Regions from separate parts of the Homo sapiens genome. Here region 2 is linked to region 1. Evidence: read pairs that join two places in POLR2A ChIA-PET (ENCODE). Cell type or tissue: HepG2. All regions are shown on one strand. Each heading gives the region's core, and the rest is flanking DNA. Links, peaks and the distances in the headings are about the cores only. Region 1 overlaps MAST2 (microtubule associated serine/threonine kinase 2). Region 2 has its middle 8.2 kb from the start of AKR1A1.

Region 1 (8,531 bases), core at 325-8,324:
GGTATGAACTATAAGAAATGATTATAGTAATTTGTTTGAAATATTATTTTAATGTCCATTTTCTAATATGCAAGGGAGCCAGTTGTATTCCTTGTTAGGCTATCTATAACTCTTAACAATTGAGTAGACTTTGCTCTTGTAAAATGAAACATTCCTAAATCACATCTGATTCTCACTGACCCTCCCCTAACCCAGAACTAAGAACGTCTTACTGAGTCTCCTTACAGTTCAAGGCAATATGGTTATTTGAATAGGGCTAAACAAGAATCTGTTCTCCTTTTGACCAGAATATAATTGTAAAAAATGGTTGTCCAACAAAGAGCTTGCCTGAAAGGTCACATTTGAGAATCATGCTTATTTGATCAGGTATAACAAACCACTTTTAAGGAACTATGGTTGACTTTATGGAGCCAATACTTACAAAACCTTCCTGGGAAAACTGGCCTGGTATCTGGCTTTACAGGGTCCAGACTTACAGATGGTAAGGAAGGCCACTTCCTGGAAGGCCCAGGACCCTTAGGAATTCACCCAAATTTATAGTTATTACAAGTGAAATGTGGTATTTCTTAGGCTTGCCTTCCTAGCCTCAAAATACAAATAATAGAGGCCTTTAAAAGTCCAATCTGAGATTCTTTATAAAAATTTACAGCAAAGTAAATTTAAGAAGGCTTTATGATAAATTAATATTCTGGCCACACTATGCAAATAATCAGGCCAAACCCAATGAGACCACCCTTGTTTTGTGAACAAAAACGTTTCAAATTATTTTAGATGAAAAGGTAGGAGATTATAAAAAAAAAAATTGGAAAAAGTTAAAAAAGAAAAAAAGGTTACTAGATATTTCCAATAAAAAACTATGCATATTGTTTAGAGAATACTCTTCTAGTTTGTCTTTTATTGTCTTTGAGCTACTTTACAACTCTGTAAGTTATAGGTAGGTAACTGACGTTATGTGAAATAATTTCTTTTTTTTGTTTTGTTTTGAAACGGTCTCTCTCTGTCACCCAGGGTGGAGTACAGTGGCACAATCACGGCTCACTGCAGGCTCAACCTTCCCACTTCAGCCCCCTAAGTAGCTAGGACTACAGGCAGTCACCACCACACCTGGCTAATTTTTTTAAAAAAACTTTTGCAGAGACAGGGTCTCACTACATTGCCCAGGCTGGGCTCAAACTCCTGGGCTCAAGTGATCTTCCTGCCTCAGCCTCCCAAAGTGCTGGGATTACAGGTGTGAGCTAGTACATCCAGTGCACAAAATAATGTTTGTCTATAGACATGCTGATCAATTCTGTACAGTGAAGGTGCAACTGACTTCCCTTCTCTCCATGGAAAAACTCAATTTTATAATAAATAATACATTTATTTCAACACTACACATACACATACCACATATCACTTTGTGGTTCTTTTACTTCTTTGAACTGGCTAATATATCTGCCAGATTTCCTTACTAACAATGAGTTAAATATTTAACATGTGCTTATTTTTTAAAAATCAATAGCTTTACACATATTTCAAAATTTGTTATTATGCAACTATATTTCTAGAGGTAGGAGGACAAAGCATTTATTTTATTTTACAATTTGGTAGCTCTATTTTAAATGATTAAACGTGTATACCTCTATTTGTATTCTTGTGCCAGACCATACCAATGTTTGGAACAAGTTCAAATGATTGCCAATTTGTGTTAAACTCTATAGTAGGCTCTGGGATCAGCATATTGTACCGCACAACATGGTCCTGACCTCACGGAGCTTACCATCTGCTATGGACTAAACTGTGTCTCCCCAAAATTCATGTTAAAGCTTTTACCCCCAATCTGACTATATTTCCATATAGGTTCTTTAGGAAGTAATTAAGGTTAAATGAGGTCATAGGGGTGGCTCTAATCCTATAGGACTGTTGGGCTTGAAAATGAAGGAAAAAATAAGGAAGGAGGGAGAAGGAAGAAGAAAAAGAAGAAGAGACAGATCTATGCCCCTATCCTCAGGCTGGTGTACCACATAAAGGCCATGTGAGCACACAGCAAGAAGGCCACTCTCTGCAAGCCAGGAAGAGAGGTTTACCAGAAACTTAGCATGTTGTCACCTTCTTGGACTACTAGTTTGCATAACTGTAAGAAAATAAATTTTTGTTATTTAAGCATGTGGTATTTTGTTACAGCAGCCTGAGCTAATACTTACATACTACACAACGGGAAAAGGCAGACAAATAGTTCTTTATTTACAACTGATGTAAGAGCTATGAAGAAAAAGTAGAGGCTTTATTGAAAGTATGTTCTGGGAAACCCAACTTAGTCTACAGACAGCAAGGTTTGGGTGAGGTCAGGAACGCCTTTCATAAGGAAGTGAGGTGTAAGCTGGGACTTGAAAGGTGTGTAGGAACTAGATTGGTATAGATGGAAAAAGAACATTCCAGCTGGGCACGGGGGCTCATGCCTGTAATCCCAGCACTTTTGGGAGGCCGAGGCAGGCGGATCACGAGGTCAAAAGATTGAGACCATCATGGCCAACATGGTGAAACCCTAAAAATATAAAAATTAGCTCAGCGTGGTGGAGCGCACCTGTAGTCCCAGCTACTTGGGAGGCTGAGGCAGGAGAATTGCTTAATCACCTGAGGTTGGGAGTTCGAGACCAGCCTGACCAATGTGGTGAAACCCTGGCTCTACTAAAAATAAAAAAAAAAAATTAGCTGGGTGTCATGGCGTGCACCTGTAGTCCCAGCTACTCAGGAGGCTGAGACAAGAGAATTGCTTGAACCCAGGAGGTGGAGGTTGCAGTGAGCCAAGATTGCGTCACTGTACTCCAGCCTGGCAACAGAGTGAGATTCTGCCTCAAAAAAACAAAACAAAACGAAACAAAACAAAAATTCCAGGCACAGAGAACACATTGTGTAAAACATGGAGAAAAATATAGCAACCACACTGTATAGATAGTCAGGTGTGATCCTAAGAGTAAGAAAAAATTCACCAAAGGCCAGGTGCAGAGGCTCACACCTGTAATCTCAGCACCTCGGAAGGCCGAGGAAGGCAGGTAGTTTTAGCCCAGGAGTTTGAGACCAGCCAGGGCAACATGGCAAAACCCCACCTCTACAAGAAGTACAAAAATTAGCTGGGTGTGGCGGCGTGCACCTGTGGTCCCAGCTACTTGGGAGACTGAGGTGCGAGTACCACCTGAGCCCAGGAAGGCTGGGGCTGCACTGAGCCGTGATCGCACCACTGTACTCCAACCTGGGTGACAAAGTGAGATTCTGTTTCAAAAAAAAAAAAATTTCACCAAAAAAGTTTAAATTAATATCTAATAATGAAATCCGCATTTTAAAAAGCTTTTCCTGGCTATTGTATGATAGTTAGGTAGACTGAGGGTGAGCAATGCCAGATAAAGAAAGGCCAGTTAGGAGGTTATGGCAGTAGCAGAGGCAAGAGATTACAATGGCTGTGACTATCTGGACAAACCAGTGGTAGTATAAAGAAAGAGAGAACACCAGCCGGGCACAGTGGCTCAGGCCTGTAATCCCAGCACTTGGGAGGCCGAGGCGGATGGATGATGAGGTCAGATTGAGACCATCCTGGCTAACGTGGTGAAACCCCGTCTCTACTAAAAATACAAAAAATTAGCCAGGCGTGGTGCACACATCTGTAGTACCAGCTACTGGGGAGGCTGAGGCGGAAGAATCACTTGAACCTGGGAGGCGGAGGTTGCAGTGAGGCGAGATTGTGCCATTGCACTCCAGCCTGGGCGAGAGAGCAAGACTCCATCTCAAAAAAAAAAAAAAAAAAAAAAAAAAAAAAAAAAAAGAGGCCGCGCGCGGTGGCTCACGCCTGTAATCCCAGCACTTTGGGAGGCCGAGGTGGGTGGATCACAAGTTCAGCAGATCGAGACCATACTGGCTAACAGAGTGATACCCGGTCTCTACTAAAAACACAAAAAATTAGCCGGGCGTGGTGGTGGGGGCCTGTAGTCCCAGCTACTCAGGAGGCTGAGGTGGGAGAATGGTGTGAACCCGGGAGGCGGAGCTTGCAGTGAGCCCAGATGGCGCCACTGTACTCCAGCTTGGACCACAGAGCGAGACTCAGTCTCAAAAAAATAAAATAAAATAAAAATAAAGACAGAACACCAAGAGATATTTGAGAGGTATAACAGAAAAGACTTGTGAGTGTAAGGAAGAGCATGGCAACAAAAATAACTAAATTTTCTATCTTGAGGAAGCAGTACCATTTAATAAGCTAGAGTATAAGAGAGGACCTGATTTTTGAGAAAGACAATGACTCAGATTCATAAATGCTGCAGTTCAGATGTCTCTGAAATATTCAGTCACATTATGGTGAATGGACAGTTATGAGATCTAGCGATATAAATGTGGGGATAATGAGCATGACAACTATTCTCAACATACAGTAACAAAAACAGGTTCTCAAGGATTTTCAGATCCCACCTACACAGGTAAAGCTCGCCAACAACTACATCCATTTTTTAACAACAAACTGGTTCCCTGTAGGGATATGAGTGATGACTATGGCTACTTCCCTCCCAACCTCTGCTACGTCCTGCCTTCCCATTGGACACTTAGAGAATCTATATGAAATTACTTCCCACCAACTTTTAAAAGACAGGGTCTTAAATGTAACACAAAGCTATCACTCTGGGCTTTAGAGTCTTGAAAGATTGCAAAATTTCCTGATTTTCAAAGCCCCACAGAAAACCTAAAGCCCTATATCAGACGCCACTGATACCTCAACAAAGGGTTTATTATGTGTATGCAGCAGGTGGTATCTCTTTTTAGCACATTTTCCAGAAGCATTGATCCAGGCATCAAGTTGCATCAGAATGGGAAAGTACATGACACTGTCAGTTTCATAGGAACAAAGTTTGACACATCACATCCCTGGGGCCCAGGAACTCCTCCCTGCCCACTATGCAGTGCCTATCACTGCAGACACCAGACATTAACTTTCATCCAATATCTGGTATCTAAGTCCACTGCCCAAATGAATAAGCTGACAAAATAAAAGGTTAACTATCCCCAAGGGCTCTAAAGACTACAAGCCAGCAATGCCAATAATATCAACACACACATATACACATACCCCATGATGAATGCAACCAACAGCTACCTCTCCACTCCTACAGTCTGTTATCTCAATTGACTGCTCATAGCCTCTAAGAAATAAAGCAAGACATTTCATGAAATATGAGGAAAATTATCTTAAGCCTAATGGGTATTAGAAAAGCTTTACTTTCAGGGTAACTGGAGACATAAGCATTATTTACATTAAGCTCCCAAATGCAGGGTCTAGGTACTGGTGCTGAAATTCACAAACAAAATAAACAGTCGCCAGGCATTGTGGTTCATGCCTGTAATCTAAGCACTTTGGGAAGCCAAGGTAGGCAGATAGCTTGAGCTCAGGAGTTCCAGACCAGCCTGAGTAACATAGTGAAACCCCATCTCTACAAAAAATACAAAAATTAGCCAGATGTGGTGGCAGGTGCCTGTGGTGCCAGCTACTCAGGAGGCTGTGATGGGAAGATCTCCTGAGGCCAGGGAGGACCAGGCTGCAGTGAGCTGAGACTGCGCCACTGCACTCCAGCCTAGGCTAAAGAATGAGACCCTGTCACAAAAACAAACAAAATAACAACAACAGCAAAAGAAACAATCCTATTTGAAAGGAATCATCAAAAAGAGGCCCCCACTATAGCATTGGGCAAGAAAAGCCATTCAGAGCTGCTTCAATTATGAAAAAGTAAAATATAAAACCCTTCTAGCCTGGGTAAACAGATACAAGTAACTTTAGAACTTCAAAATCTTCTTTTCACAGATATTGTACTTTGAACAAAGTTATCAACTCCCTTAGGTCTGATATTCTAAACTACATTTTTAATGCATTAAAAAAATACCCAGATGGGTTTAAATATGAAATAGCTTTCTAAAAATGAAAATGATTTAGTTTCAGGAAGCTACATCTAAAATAAATGGTATGAGCCAGGCCAAAAGAACTTTCATAACCACCTTGCCCCAATAAAGCCCTTATCGTGGCAGGCATAGATGATGTTTGCATTTTGCGTATTAGAATGTAACAGCTCTCTTCCCTAATCTGACCAATGTCACTATAAATGTGTGTGTGTGTGTGTGTGTGTGTGTGTGTGTGTACTTATAGATACATATATAAATATGTATACAATATATAAATATATATGTATACTTATATAAGTATATAAATATATATAATATATACATATATATTTATCGATCTATCTCTATCTCAGTATCACTCATTCCAGACTCCTGTTCTCTGCTCAAATGTTGCCTTAATGAGAAAATTCCTGGACAATACAAAATTTTTTGATTTTTAAAATTTTTCTGTAGAGACAGGGTCTCACTATGTTGCCCAGGCTGTTCTCAAACTCCTGAACTCAAGCGATCCTCCTGCCTTAGTCTCTCAAAGTGCTCGGATTACAGGTGTGAACCACCACACCCAGCCTAGACAATTCAATTTAAAATTTAAAATTTAAACCCTCACCCCCACAGAAACACACATCCTCCTCTCTGATATCTGGCTTTATTTTTCTTCATAGCAGTAAGTACCATATGGCATATCATACATGTTTTTGTCTCTCTTAAGTAGAATGGAAACTCCATGAGCACAGGGACCTTGTCTGCTTTATTCACTACTGTATCTCCAGTATCTAGAATAGTGCCTACACCTAACTGGAACTAAAATAATATAGTATGATGGATGCATGGATGGAAAGATTTGAGCAAATGACAAAGTGAATGGAGGCAAAAAGACAAAAATATAGTAACTGATTTTACCAAAAAACATCTAGTAAGTAATAGTGCCGTGACTGAAACCCACATCTGCCTGACTTGCAAACCCAAGCTGTTAATTTTTATGCTATACTTCCACTTACCAATTTGGAGACTTTGGAGGAATTACTTGTTGAGTGGAAGAATGTGTATTTTGTATAATGCCAAGTTGTCACATAAGTCTAGAAACTCATATTTGAGTTCCTGTCCATTTTAATGCAACTAACATATTACGTGAAAAGCACAGCAATTGAAAGCCTCAAAAATTAATTAACAAAAACGCTCTCTCAAAGGACAAGAACACCAAACTAGAGGCAAATTCTAAATTTCTCTATGTCCATGAAGGATATATCAGAGGAAACGGGCCTTTATAACCTGGAATGAGCACACCATAGGATTCGCTCTTGGGAGAACCATTCTAAGAAAGGCAAACAGGGACACAAATATGATGCCCCCTCCTTCTGACCAAGACTTAAATGACAATTATAGAAACTTTAAAAATTTTCCAGATCAGGCTATGAGGACGAGAAACAGTGGAGCAAATGGTAAGTCACTCATTTTATTAACATCAGTTTTTCCACACAACAAATTTTGTAGTAATTAAACTTATTCAAATATTTGTTTTGTGGTTCTTACCTGTTTTCTTTACTACAAATGCTAAGCAGTACTTTGCCTCCTACTGCACACTCCCTACAAAGACTTGCCCAGCTCTGTGTACAAGAGGTACCATGGAACTTTAACTGTTTGGGGAGATGACTAAGCATAGAGATCAGGTAGCCAATCCCTTCATTTTACAAGTATGGCAATTCAGGTCCAGAAGTGGGAGCTCCTGTTTTAAAGCCACACATAATTTGTTAGTGGCAAAGCCTATATTAGTACCCATGTTTCCTTGCTTCCTTCCAGAACAAAACTTTTTCGACTCCTCTAATGTTAAAGATAAGAAAGGATATTGTTTATATTAAAGAACTGAAGAACTTCTGGCTTACTTAAGTGTAAGCTCTTCAAAAGAGAAGAATTTATCTAATTGAATCTTAACAGCCTCAGAACTTAGATCACTCTACCCAGCACAGAGTAGGCTTTTTTATTTATTTATTTATTTATTTTTTGACGGCGCATCACTCTGTCGCCCAGGCTGGAGTGCAGTGGCATGATCTCAGCTCACTGCAACCTCCGTCTCCTGGATTCAAGCAATTCTCCTGTCTCAGCCCCCTGAGTAACTGGGACTACAGGCGCACGCCATGACGCCCGGCTAATTTTTATTTTTATTTTTAGTAGAGACAGGGTTTTACCATATTGGTCAGGCTGGTCTCGAACTACTGACCTCAGGTGATCCACCTACCTCAGCCTCCCAAAGTGCTGGGACTATAGGTGTGAGCCACCGCACCTGACCCAGAGTAGATATTACTGTGTATTTACTGAGTGATCAATTGTTTAAATGTGAGTTACTTTATCAAAAAAGAGGAGGGAAAATCTATTTCTGATCCTTATTAATTAAACGTTTTTAAGGCAGTTAGAGTAGGCCTAACTTTAGATATCACTAAAATGACCAAAAAATTATTCTGGTATAAAATAAAAATAAGAATACTCCTCCTTCTCCTTCTTCCCAGCAACTCCATTCATTGAGGACACACATTTCTGCAAGAAGCTACCTGTCTCAGGCCTTAATTTATTTCACTTAATACTAAGAAAAGGCAAATCTCAGGCAGTTTTCAAATAGAAGCAACCAA
Region 2 (8,531 bases), core at 407-8,406, 350 kb after region 1:
TTGTAATCCCAGCACTTTGGGAGGCCAAGACGGGTGGATCACTTGAGATTAGGAGTTTAAGATCTGCCTGGCCAACATGGTGAAACCCCATCTCTAGTAAAAATACAAAAAATTAACTGGGCATGGTGGTGCACGCCTGTAATCTCAGCTACTTTGGAGGCTGAGGCATGAGAATCCCTTGAACTTGGATGGTGAAGGTTGCAGTGGGTCAAGATCATGCCACTGCACTCCAGCCTGGGTGACAGAGCGAGACTCTTGTCTCAAAAAAAAAAGAAAAAGAAAAAGAAAAAAAATAATGGGATAATTGTGGGGGGGATCATGGATCATACATTTAGCTAACATTTACTTAGCATATACTATGTCCTAGTCCTTTCACTGGGCACAAAAATGGACCAGCCTTGGCCGGGCACGGTGGCTCACACCTGCAATCCCAGCACTTTGGGAGCCAAGGTGGGAAGATCACTTGAGGTTAGGAGTTTGAGACGAGACTGGCCAACATGGTGGAACCCCATCTCTACTAAAAATAGAAAAATTAGGCACTCATTCTCTTTCCTGCCACCCTGTGAAGAGGTGCCTTCCACCTTGATTGTAAGTTTGCTGAGGCTTCCCCAGCCATGTGGAACTGAGTGACTCCATCTGCAGCTTTTATTAGAAATCAAGGGAAGCCACCAGAAGACGGAGCACTGAATGAGCTCTGCGGAGCTGAATCATCTAACCTGACCTCCAATTTAGAAGAAAGCCCCTCTGTGCGCACCTGCTAACCTGCCTGTCATCACCCTCACAGCTGTGCTGGGTCAGTGTCACAGACTCACCCATTCCAGAGTTACCATCTGATATGTGTAGGCTCATATGAAAAGTATGCTGTAATGTGAGGAAATAAATCCGACGGAAAAACAAAAATCAAAACAAACAAACAAAAAATACAAAAATTAGCCGGGTGTGATGGCAGGCACCTGTAATCCCAGCTACTCAGGAGAAGTGCTTGAACCCAGGAGGTGCAGGTTGCAATGAGCCAAGATTGTTCACTGCACTCCAGTCTGAGTGACAGAGTGAGATTTCATCACAAAAATTTAAAAAAAAAAAAAGGACCAGCCTTGTTCTCTGCCTTCAAGGTTCACAGTCCAGAGGGGCTAATGTAGAACAGGCAGAATGCATACCTATGTGTGTGTGCAGGGTTGGCCTTGTGTGGCGACAGAGGAGGCTGAAACAGATGAAGAGCTAGAAAGTGAGAATGGCTGTCTAGGAAGGAGAAGGGAGCATCCCTTTCTGGACAACTAGGCAGGAGGGAGGGAAAGGTTAAGTTCTCAGCACCCCTCACTGAACGTTTTAGCATTTGGCAGGGGTTTCTAGACCCTAAGAGGAATGTGGCCAGGTAGAAGAGATGAAGAAATAAATGCCTGCTGTCCAAGTCTCTGAGTTTGTCCCGGAGCTACCCCAGTGACTTATTTGCTGGCACTTCCTGCTTACTGTAGGCTAGGCTGTCTGAATGAGAATGAAGAACAGAGTTCAGGTTCCCAGAGGACCCATATACGAAGCAGGGCGATAAGGGGGCCTGAACAAGATCTTGACTTTATGCGTGGACCTTCTAGTGACATTGTAATGAGCGCACATTTAAGGAACATATTTAAGTTCCTTCTAATCCCCTATTAGGGCCGAATCATTCCTAAACTCTGGCCAGCTCTGAAACCAACTTCACAAGACCTGACTCATTTCCCCCAAGTAGTGAAAGTCCCTACACAGGTAGCTACTGGAAATGGCCCTGGGCCTGTGCACTGAGGCATTATTCTCCCTCTCAGGCCCCTCAAATCCTGTGGTCCCATTCAAGTGGCTGCTGAGAGCCAGCAAGGCTGGCACCAGGCCCTGGGGACTGCATTATGCAGTCAGCTACCTCATCTTTTGGGATCTGAGCTCCAATCCCCAATCCCACCAGAGTGACTTGGTCCTCAGAACCATTTATTGCTTTTTTCCTGATTATGCACCAAAGCAAAATTCTTAATTTCTTAAATATATGTTATTTATTTTTTGAGACAGAGTCTTACTCTATCATCTAGGCTAGAGTGCAGTGGCATGATCACGGCTCACTGCAGTGTTGACTTCCCAGGCTCAAACAATCCTCCCACCTCAGCCTCCCAAGTAGCTGGGACTACAACTGTCCACCACCGTGCTCAGCTAATTTTGTTTATTTTTTGTAGAGACGAGGTCTTACTATATTTGCCCAGGTGATCTCAAACTCCTGGGCTCAAGCGATCCTCCCACCTTGGCCTCCCAAAAGTGCTGCAGTTATAGGCATGAGCCACCAAGCTGGCCATGCTTACTTTTTTGAGTTGTTTGGGGATTAAATGAAACAATGGATGTAAAGTGCCTGGTGGTACATAGAGATTTAATGAGTGGTAATGATTATTATTTATATTCAAAATAGGCTGCTGCAAGCTAGGTTGAAATAGGAAAACTGTTCCCTCTTCTCCTACCCCTTCAAGTGAAACTACTACAAACTGCCACCCATCCCTGACAGAGACAGAACTCCAGAATAGAGGAGGAGGACTCTGCACAGGGTTGCAGTCTCTTTCTCTCTCATGCATGCGCACATATACACTCATGCACCCATGCAAGCACACTTACACCTGTACATGCACACACATGATTATGTAGAGCTACAGCTGTTGGCATAGAAGCTATAGTTATATCAGGGTAGGAATCAGTTCTATTATGGCAGTTACAAAGATCAATGCTGCAGTGAAGTGGTGGAAAGGAGGCTGCAGCCAACTGAAACCAATGGACTGGGACTGGAAAGTCGGGGGTGGGGGGAAGAGGAGGAAGTGGTGTGGGCTAGGGCAGGCAGGCAAGGGAATAACCGCTGACGGAAGCAGACAGCCTGTCATATGGCGGTGCGGATTTCCCCTGTCAACTGCATTTCCTAATTTTACGGTCTTCTGTTGCACATGTCACCCACAGAGGCTGCTCTGTGCTAAAAGTGGGTAGAAGTGATTGATTTATTCATTCGACTGACCAATATTTAATGATATCTACCATGTGCCAGGAGTTTTTTGGAAAAATAGACTGTTGTTGGGAAGGGAGTTAAAGGAAGCTGGAGAATGGTAGTCTGAGCAGAGGAATTGATATGTGCCAAGTTGTGGAGGAATGAAGCAGGATGTTACATTCCAGGAACTACATGTGGTTTGATAAGAAGGGAGCATAGGCTGGGTGGGAGGATCACATGAGGCCAGGGCAGCATACTGAGACCCTGTCTCTACAAAAATAGAGGTGTTGTGCACCTGTAGTCCTAGCTACAATGGAGGCTGAGGTGGGAGGATCACTGAAGCCCAGGAGTTTGAGGTTACAGTTAGCTATGATTGTGCCACTGCACTCCAGCCTGGATGACAAAGCAAGACCCTGTCTCTAAAAAAAAAAAAAAAAAAAAAAAAAAAGTATTACAAATTTAAATATATATACTTCAAAATACAAGTAGGAGAAAGAAAAAGAAAACATATATATAAGGCAATTTGATAATATATATGAAAATGTTAAATGTCCATCCCTTCTGATTCAGCAATTGTAAGGAACTTAGTTTTAGGAAATAATAGAAAAGGGACAAGGCTGTTTACTGTGTTGTTTAGATTACCCAAATCAGCTGAGCGTGGTGGCTCACGCCTGTAATCCCAGCACTTTGGGAGGCCAAGATTGGAGGATTGCTTGGGGCCAGCAGTTTGAGACCAGCCCGGGCAACATAGCGAGACCCTGTCTCTATTTTTAAAATATATTTTTAATATAAAAAAATTAAAACATATTACGTAAATATTTGTAGGAAGGGAATATCCAAAATAAATTGTTGTGCATCCATGTGATAAATACAGACACAACAAGGATAAAGTAAATATGTAAGTATTGTTGTGGAAAAAATGTCTTTGATATGTTGTTAAGTGGGGGGAAAAAAAAACTATGGGGTTACTAAAAGTGGGTTTGGCACCAGCTCTGTTCAGCCCTTCAGCTCCGAAGTTCAACGAAGTTCAAAGTCCTACGGCTTCCAAAGGCCAGTGTATCAGTTCCTGCCCCTGGATCAAGGTTGTGCAAGATGAGGGAGGAGGCTGGTCACAAGCCTGACATGGGGGTAGAGATTTCTTATCCAGCCCTGCCTCAGCCTTGACAGAGTTCAGGAGCCAGATCCCTGCATTGCAGCCTGGCTTCCTTCTCCAGGCAGAACGTGAGTAAAGGTTAAACATTCCTGGGTGCTAGGTACATAGTGGTGCCCTTCCTACTTCATTAGGATAAAAAGGTAACTTGTCTGAGCTCTACTAGTGCTGGGCTTTAAGAACCTGATTTCCTTTCTTTTTTTCTTCTTCTTTTTTTAAATCAGTTGGTTTAATTCCAGGTGATACATAATTTAGAGTAGAACAAAGACCAAAGGGCCAACTCTGGTAGGATTCTGGGCTGGGAGATGATAAGCCACTGTATGATTTTTCTTTTTTTTCTTTAAAGGTTTATTCTTTTTTTTTTTTTTTTTTTTAACATGGAGTCTTGCTCCGGAGTCTTGCTCCAGAGACTCTCCTTTGCACACCCAGAGTGCAATGGCGCGATCTTGGCTCACTGCAAACTCTGCCTCCCAGGTTCAAGCAATTCTCCTACCTCAGCCTCCTGAGTAGCTGGGATTACAGGTGCCTGACACAAGGCTCAGCTAATTTTTTTTGTATTTTTATTAGAGACGGGGTTTCACCATATTGATCAGGCTGGTCTTGAACTCCTGACCTCATGATCTACTCACCTCAGCCTCCCAAAGTGCTGGGATTACAGGCATGAGCTACAATGCCCAGCCAAAAGTTTATTCTTGCTCTATTGTGCAGGCTGGAGTGCAGTGGTATAATCATAGCTCAATGTAATCTCAAACTCCAGGCCTCAAGGGATCCTCTTACCTCAGTCTTCTGAGTAACTAGGGCTATAGGCACGCACCACTATGCGTTGCTAATTTTTTCACTTTTTTGTAGAGACAGTGTCTCTCTATGTTGCCCAGGCTGGTCTTGAACTTCCCGCCTCAAGTGATCTTCCCACCTCAGCCAGGCCCGTCCCTGAGACCTCCATTTTTTAGCTCTTGAGTTTCTTTTGCTTCCTTTTTTTTTTTTTTTCTTTTTGAGACGGAGTTTTGCTCTTGTTGCCCAGGCTGGAGTGCAATAGTGCGATCTTGGCTCACCACAACCTCTGCCCCTCGGGTTCAAGCGATTCTCCTGCCTCAGCCTCCAGAATAGCTAGGATTACAGGCATGCACCACCACGCCTGGCTAATTTTTGTATTTGTATATATATATATATATTTTTTTTTAGTATAAACAGGGTTTCTCCATGTTGGTCTGGCTGGTCTCGAACTGCTGACCTCAGGTGATCTGCTTGCCTTGGCTTTCCAAAGTGCTGGGATTACAGATGTGAGCCACCATGCCTGGCTTTTTGCTTCCTTTTGTTTTGTTTTTATGTTATCTTTTGTTTTGTTTTGGTTTGGTTTTTTGCTTCCCTTTTTTTTTTTTTTTTTTTTGAGACAGGATCTCACTCTGTCACCCAGGCTAGATCATGGATCTCACAATGGTGTGATCATGGTTCATTGCAGCCTTGATCTCCTGGGCTCAAGTGATACTCCCACCTCAGCCTCCTGACTATAGGTGTCCTGGGACTACAGGTGTACACCAGCACACTTGGCTAATTTTTAAAATTTTTGGTAGAGACAGGGTTTTGCCATTTTGGCCAGGCTAGTCTCGAACTCCTGGACTCAAGTGATCTTCTAGCCTCAGCCTCCCAAAGTGCTGGGACTACAACCATGAGCAACCATGCCTGGCCTGGCCTGCTTCTCTTTTTGTTTCTGCTTAAAAGCGTCATCTTAGTCATTCATCTCCTCGGCCTGCTCCTTGTGCTGTTTCAGGGGCTTCTTGCCGTCTTTGTGGCCAGACATGGCGCCTGCTGTACTTTTACCTCATTTCTTTTTCTAGGGATTCTAGCAATAAGCCTTTGATATAAGGCTGCCATGTTAGTCATAGACCAATTATAGCCAAGCTACTTGGCTTGACTGTGTTCTTGTCCAGTTGGAGACAAGATATTTGAGTCTATTTCGGAGAGGCAACAGGATTTCAGGGTCACCAGAAGCAAATGGCACTCAATGAACATTAATTAAGCTCCACATAAGCCTGGGACACTAGTAAGAAGCAAAATACCTTCTTCATTAGATAAAATCCTTCAGGATCTCTGAGCATTGGACAGACCGAGATATTATTATTTAAATGGCCAATTAGAAGTTAATTAGAACTCTGGAGTTCCCTGGCCAGACCCTGTCTGAAAACCCCCTTGAGATTGAAGCAGCAAATCCAGTTTATAGCACTGATCAAAAACATCTCCAGTGAAAATCCCCACACTGGTTTGTCCCACCTAAGGCAGTAGGGGCCCAATTCTTACACACTTAAAAAATAGCTACTCTGGGCTGGGTGTGGTGGCTCACGCCTGTAATCCCAGCACTTGGGGAGGCCGAGACGGGTGGATCACAAGGTCAGGAGATCCAGACCATCCTGGCTTACACGGTAAAACCCCATCTCTACTGAAAAATACAAAAAATTAGCTGGCCGTGGTGGCACGCACCTGTATTCCCAGCTACTTGAACCTGGGAGGTAGAGGTTGCAGTGAGCCAAGATCACACCACTGCACTCCAGCCTGGCAACAAAGCAAGACTCCATCTCAAAAAACAAACAAACAAAAATTACTACTCTGGGCTGGGCACAGTGGCTCACAACTGTAATCCCAGCACTTTGGAAGGCTGAGGCAGGTGGATCACCTGAGGTGGGGAGTTCAAGACCAGCCTGACCAACATGAAGAAACCCCATCTCTACTAAAAATACAAAATTAGCTGGGCATGGTGGTGCATGCCTGTAATCCCAGCTACTCGGGAGCCTGAGGCAGGAGAATCGCTTGAACCCGGGAGGCAGAGGTTACGGTGAGCCGAGATCATGCCACCGCACTCCAGTCTGGGCAACAAGAGCAAAACTCCGTCTCAAAAAAAAAAAAGCTACTCTGGGGCCAGATGTGGTGGCTCATGCCTGTAATCCCAGCACTTTGGAAGGCCGAGGCAGGCGGATGATGAGGTCAGGAGTTCGAGACCATCCTGGCTAACACGGTGAAATCCCATCTCTACTAAATATACAAAAAATTAGCCGGTCATAGTGGCGGGCACCTGTATTCCTAGCTACTTGGGAAGCTGAGGCAGGAGAATGGCATGAACCCAGGGGGCGGAGCTTGCAGTGAGCCGAGATCGTGCCACTGCACTCCAGTCTGGGCGACAGAGCGAGACTCCGTCTCAAAAAAAAAAAAAATTAGCCGGGTGTGGTGGCAGGTGCCTGTAATCCCAGCTACTCAGGAGGCTGAGGCAAGAGAATTGCTTGAAACCAGGAGGCGGAGGTTGCAGTGAGCCGAGATTGCACTACCACACTCCAGTCTGGGCAACAGAGCAAGATTCCATCTCAAAAGAAAAAGAAAAAGAAAAATGCCTGTATTTCCCCCCCTCCCCCTCCAGGAAGGAGAAGGATAGAAGTTACAGTGCAATTCTCAGGCTTAGATTAGTTCTCCATAAGTAAAGCTCACTCCTGTCAGCAGTTCCACGCCACCATCCAAAGTGGCTGTGTTTGGCTCCGTTTTAGAGGAGGCTGACTTACCACACTCTCTGCTTCCAACAAACTCAGAAAATAGTAATAAGTATATTAATTTTATATTTAATCTTCTTGCTAACATATGGTAGAAGGAAGCAGGTACTAAGATCTTTGAAAATGGGGAAATTGAGACTGATTAATTCAGCAAATATCTGTTCAGCACTTTCTTTTCTTTTCTTTTCTTTTCTTTTCTTTTTTTTTTTTGAGGCGGAGTCTCGCTCTGTCGCCCAGGCTGGAGTGCAGTGGCGTGATCTGGGCTCACTGCAAGCTCCGCCTCTCCGGTTCACGCCATTCTCCTGCCTCAGCCTCCCGAGTAGCTGGGACTACAGGCGCCCGCCACGACGCCCGGCTAATTTTTTGTATTTTTTAGTAGAGACGGGGTTTCACCATGTTAGCAGGATGGTCTTGATTTCCTGACCTTGTGATCCGCCCGCCTCGGCCTCCCAAAGTGCTGGGATCATAGGCGTGAGCCACCGCGCCCGGCCCTGTTCAGCACTTTCTCTGCTGACATGAATATGGGACTTGTACACTTATGACAGATACCAATAAATTGGGTGAGGGCAGGATTCCATCAGTCTCCTGGCTCCAACATGTCCTCTTTGCATCGTCATGACACTCAAAAATAAGATCACCAAATATGGCCGAGCATGGTGGCTTATTCCTGTAATCCCAGCACTTTGGGAGGCTGAGGCGGGTGGGTCACTTGAGGTCAGGAGTTCGAGACCAGTCTGACCAACATGGCGAAACCCCGTTTCTACAGAAAATACAAAAACTAGCCGGGCTTGGTGGTGCACGCCCATAGTCCCAGCTACTCAGGGAGCTAAGGCAGGAGAGTTGCTTGAACCCGGGAGGTGGAGGTTGCAGTGAA

What was found. ChIA-PET counts read pairs that join two places held together with the same protein. Peaks named below come from ENCODE experiments on the same cell type or tissue, not always from the same donor. Only the 100,000 strongest peaks of a DNase experiment are listed, where the experiment ranks them.
Region 2: POLR2A ChIA-PET joins it to region 1 with 5 read pairs; 5 of 35 experiments call an interaction of 5 or more read pairs at or near these places.

What each region holds. Positions count from the first base shown.
Region 1 is chr1:45,883,929-45,892,459 of GRCh38, reverse strand. All of the region lies in intron 4 of MAST2 (microtubule associated serine/threonine kinase 2), which reads right to left. All of the region lies in intron 2 of LOC105378694 (a long non-coding RNA gene), which reads left to right. Among named protein-coding and RNA genes, the nearest start is that of MAST2, 85 kb to the right of the region's middle. In HepG2, for the core only: no CTCF peak of the experiment used is centred there; DNase peaks (open chromatin) are centred at 4,809 and 7,539.
Region 2 is chr1:45,538,344-45,546,874 of GRCh38, reverse strand. No RefSeq gene overlaps it. Among named protein-coding and RNA genes, the nearest start is that of AKR1A1, 8.2 kb to the left of the region's middle. RefSeq lists enhancers at 989-1,168, 2,965-3,014, 3,035-3,184, 7,604-8,104, 8,105-8,531 and a silencer at 1,859-1,908. In HepG2, for the core only: no CTCF peak of the experiment used is centred there; DNase peaks (open chromatin) are centred at 1,134, 2,815 and 4,054; H3K4me3 peaks cover 2,084 bases.